2 separate regions of the Homo sapiens genome follow, and region 1 is linked to region 2. A link is a loop called in an ENCODE intact Hi-C map of the cell type or tissue named here. Cell type or tissue: PC-3. All regions are shown on one strand.

Evidence for each region. A loop is a pair of places that touch in the nucleus more often than their neighbours do. Peaks named below come from ENCODE experiments on the same cell type or tissue, not always from the same donor. Only the 100,000 strongest peaks of a DNase experiment are listed, where the experiment ranks them.
Region 1: a loop joins it to region 2, with 8 times the contacts of the local background. A loop is called at or near these places in 2 of 110 quality-filtered maps.

The regions. Positions count from the first base shown.
Region 1 is chr4:22,896,174-22,898,673 of GRCh38, forward strand. No RefSeq gene overlaps it. Among named protein-coding and RNA genes, the nearest start is that of ADGRA3, 380 kb to the left of the region's middle. In PC-3, a CTCF peak has its summit at 1,515 (motif pointing right); no DNase peak of the experiment used is centred here.
Region 2 is chr4:23,716,463-23,718,962 of GRCh38, forward strand. LOC105374528 (a long non-coding RNA gene) reads left to right here and starts at 2,212. Exons shown (of 3, transcript XR_925477.3): 1 at 2,212-2,380. In PC-3, a CTCF peak has its summit at 1,303 (motif pointing left); no DNase peak of the experiment used is centred here.

The DNA.
Region 1 (2,500 bases), 820 kb before region 2:
CGCCTCAGCCTCCCAAAGTGCTGGGATTACAGGTGTGAGCCACCGCACCCGGGACAGTATTAAGAGGTGAGGCTTTTAAGAGCTGATGAGCTGATGAGGCCCTGAGGGCTCCTCTCTTGTGAATGCAATTAAGTCCTGTATGGTAGAGGCTTCACACAGCATTCAGTCCCATACAACTTCTGCCACGTGAGCACATGGCACTCCTCCCCTCCGGAGGAGCTGCCCTCACCAGATGATTGAACCTGCTGGTTCCTTGATCTTGGACTTCCCAGCCTCCAGAATGGTGAGAAATAGATTTCTGTTCTTCATAAACTACTGAGACTCGTATTCTGTTACAGCAGCGCAAGTGGACTAGGACACTGCCTCTCTCCTAGGTTCTGGTGGTTGCTGGAAATCCGTGGCCCCCCTTGGTTTGTAGATGCATCGCCCCATTTCTGCCTTCATCTCTACCTGGTGCTCTTCCTATGTGAGCAGGTTGAGTGGGGAGGGGAACTCACAGTTTCTCTTTTGGTCATTTTAAATAAGATTTGACTGTTAGACTCAAAGCAGTGATATCAGTTACTGTAGGAGAGCAGAGAAAAAAGAGTCAGATCACAGCTGGGAAGGTTTCATGGAGAAAGGGCTAAGGATGGATAGAGCTTTGGCACCATCAAATGTCAGGCTCCTCTGAGACTCCCAAGCCATTTGGATAAATAAATGGATAAACAAGTGTGTTGTAACTACAGAGAAACATTTATTGTTTTTCCCTTCACAGAGGGGAAGATTACCAAGAAATTATTACTTGTTATTCTGATCAGTAACTTTCACCATTTCCAGACGGAGCTGACAGCTACCCAGCAGGGAATGCTGAGTTAGAAATATCCCTTGCTTCCCAGTAAAAGAATTTCTTTTTCTGTCTCTGCTAAGACAGCAGGTCTCTACTGCTGTTGGTTTAGTCTTGCCTGTGACCTGCAATATAAAATGAAGATAATGGGGAAAACAAAATCACTGGATTGGAAATGACTCTTACTGCTACCTCGGCATGATTAGATATGATTTTAGGAATCTGCAAAAAATTCTAGTCTGGTCGTGTAGCTTCCTTGATGAAAGACCTTTACTTGCTTCCCACTGCTTTTAGACATGAGACTCCAATCCTAAACTTTGCCAAGAAGAGCTTGCATGTGCTGGCTTGGCCTAATTCTCTCTTCTCTGCATTCCAGTCTCAGTGGCCTTCCTTTATTTCTCATCCGACTTCCTAACACAACTTTCTCCCTTTTGACTTAAGAACTTTGTATGTATGACAAGCACCTCCCTTGTAAACTTGAGCTTTTTTCCCCCCTCCCTCTTCAATCTTGTTTTTTATTTATCCTCCAGGTGACTGAAGTGCCTAAGCTTTTAAGGGGCATCCTAACCTATTCCATCCTTGTCACTTGGTATTCCCCACTCGTCTGCTGCTTCTTTCTGTAATGACTTTCAAAGGAATAAGTAGGTTTTGATGGTGAATCTTTTGTAAACTATGAAATTTTATGATATTCTCTGCATCACCACTAGGGGGAGGGCTGCCCAAGTTTTATGGTTCAGAGCTTTGGTTACAGCTTACCTGATGGAATGAAGTCCAAAAGAAGAAAGTTAAGGACAGCCGCCCAACCACAGTGGGGAAGCCGGAGGGGAAGGCAGTGTTAGTGCTGGAGCATTAAATAAATAAAATAACACAGGGCAAAAAATTAGAGGAATGGTCACTGGTGATTACAGATGTTAGAAACGTAGCATTAGTTGTTTAAAAATGGATAATAAATGCCTTTGAGAGAAGACATCTTTGCAAAGGGTACTGCTAGAAGCTTTGCTGAGTGGGGGCTCTTTATTTACTATCTTTTTTGTTGTTGTTTGTTTATTTTATTTTATTTTTTTGAGATGGAGTCTCGCTCTGTCGCCAGGCTGGAGTACAGTGGCACAATCTCGCCTCACTGCAATCTCCACCTCCCGGGTTCAAGCGATTCTCCTGCCTCAGCCTCCCCAGTAGCTGGGACTACAGGCACCCACCACCACGCCCGGCTAATTTTCGTATTTTTAGTAGTGACGGGGTTTCACCATGTTGGCCAGGATGGTCTCAATCTCATGACCTCGTGATCCACCCGCCTCGACCTCCCAAAGTGCTGGGATTACAGGCGTGAGCCACTGTGCCCGGCTTATTTACTATTTCTTGTTCCCTCTCTGCCCCACTAGAGGAAACTGAAGAGAATCACGTAGAAAATTCAACTGGGAATTATGTAAGACTTTTAATAGAACTGATTTTTGGTGGAGGTGGAGGGTGGGAGAACATAACAGGGCAAGAGGGTGGTGGTGAAGAGCTTGGACTCTAGTGCTGGCATCTTTGCATTTGACTCCCAGCTCTATTATCAATTAGTTGGCTTACCTTGGATAAGTTACATTACTTCTCTATACCTTAGTTTTCTCATCTCTAAATTGAAAATAATATTAGTCCTTAGAGGGTTATTGAGAGAAGCAATAACAGCTGAAAATG
Region 2 (2,500 bases):
AAGTGTTAGGTTTTTTATCTCCTTATTGAAAGGAGCGTCTAGTTTCACACAATGGGAATGTTTTGCTTTCTTTTAATGTTATGGTACATTGTTCCACTTTTGATAGTGAATAAAACAAGATCTCTGGCAAAAATATACAATAAATATTATCCCCCTTCTGTAGTCCTTGGCCTAGTTAAATCTGTATTACAGTTAAACCTAAAATCCATTATGAATATGAAAACACCACCTTCATTTGCATTCAGCCATATCTGTAGGCAAAAAAGGTTATTTACTAGAAGAAAAATATAATTAATTTCTGAGATGTTTTATTTTATTTGGAAGGCCTCCTCTCTCCAGGAACATAACAACGACTTACTGATTTAAAAGTCTTATACTTTAGAGGTGGTCAAAATACTTTTCTAACAATCATGATGGCTTGTGTTTCTAATCGCAGTAACACCTGGCTAGAAGATAAAAACGGTCTTCAGAGAACCTTTGGGCCTTTTTAGTTTTTGTCACCTCAATGTTGCTCTTGTATGCACCCGGGAAACTTGGGTGGGTTTTAATCTTTCCATTTAGCATTTGGTTAGTTGGTTTGTTTAATAACTAAGAGTACTGAAACATACAAGTTGACTTACCAGTTTGTCAAGCCAAGGAGAAAAATACAATGCTGTCTGTGATACCCCAACGATAATAAAGAAGATAAAGGTGCCTACCCTGGAACAGCTTTGTAAAGTTCACTGTGGTGGGCATGGTCAAAGTAGTCTCATCGTGCTTGGGGATTCGAGTTGGAGCCTTTGGTAATGGTCATGTCAAGTCAAATGACCCTTGAAAAAAGTAAAAGCCATCATAGGCAGAACCCACACAATATTTTCATCATAGTAGGCCCCTTTCGCTCCAGTATATTCTCTGTTCTTCATTTGAACACCAGCGGAGGTAGTTTGCTTGGATTGAGAAGATCTATCATATATAAAAAAAACAGTCTCAACACAACTTGGAAGCTGAGATTGATGGTGGTAATATCAAATTGATCTCTCTTAATTCATGATATAGGAGAAAACTCAGTGGCATACGGTAGATCTGCAGTTGTATTTATGTGATTAAATGTGTATTTTAAATAATTTCATCACATTTGTTTTCTGCACAGGAAAATTCTTTTACTGGGACCAGCTCCTTCTCTACTCTATCCATATACCAGTAACTGGGACGGCCATGTTTTTACAGAGCCTCACCCCTCCCACAGTCTGGACCAATCCCTGCACTTTCCTGAGATATTTTAAATTTCAGAGCACAGAGAGGGTGATACAGTCTCCCTCTTGTGGTCAAAGCCAAAAAATGTGAATCCTGTTTTCCATATGCCTCCACAGAAATAGAACATACAGTGAAAAAATTAATAGTAAGAATACAGTTGAAAGGCAGACAGATGGAGCTTTGAGACCTGGAGGGAGGGTCTATAGCTTTCAAACCCCTGATTCCGTTTGTTCGTGAGATTCTGCAGGATCCCGCCCTTGTCTGACTGTTCAACTCTGTACTAATTGTGAAAGTTGGTAAATGATCCCTCTAGCCAATAGCTTGCTAGGGTTAACTTTCTGCCACTTGCAACTACATTGATATAGTCACCAAAGTGTTTACTTAGATCAATGTTCTCCCCAGCAAAGACAGAAATAGCAAACTGATAAAAACTTTATTACTGGCATAAATGTATAGTGGCCTTACCTTTGCAAAAACACTTCACTTGGATAGTCCAACACGACTTAACAGTTTATTTTTGTTCTCTGGGTTTTAATTTCCTCATCAATGAAATGGTAGGGTTGAGCTAGATCAGAAGAACTAAGGGAGCCCCATGGACCACCTAGCCGCACCGCAGTGAGTGTGCGCTCATTCTGACATTCTTTCCCAAGGACTTTCAGTTCTGCTTCAGAAGACTTCTCTCCGCAGTATGCGGGGTGGAATTTACTTTTCGTTCCTGAACCTTAAATGATCTCGAAATGCCATTATAACCTTGCTAACAATGTAGTGAATTAGACCAGGCAAGTAACTGATTCCCATTACATGAGTAAGGAAATTGAGTCACAGAGAAACTTGTAGTTTAGATAAACCTGTTCAGCTTCTTTTTAACCCTCTTTCCCCTCTTCATGTGTACCTGGGGAGGTGGAAGGAGGATGAAAGACTGTGGCTGTTCTTTAGTAGTTTCTTTCCTTGGAAAAAGAACAGGGTGGGGCATGCCACTGCTCTCGAAGGCTTCTGTACTCTTGCATCGGAAATCATCTCCTTTTCTTCTCCATCCCTTTGTCTCTCCTAACTTATTGCATCACATCAGCACCAGCTGGCTGTACCCCATATTAGAGGAAGATGGGGCCCAGCCAATGATTGCTTCTCTGAACTAAGCTGTACCCTGGTGAGTAGCATTCCCAAAGGGGTTTAACTTAGGAGTGGGAAATAACAGAGAAACTTGTTCAGAGACCAACTTTTGAACCCAAGCAGAGATGCAAATTTGGGGTCTAGGCGTGCCATTTAG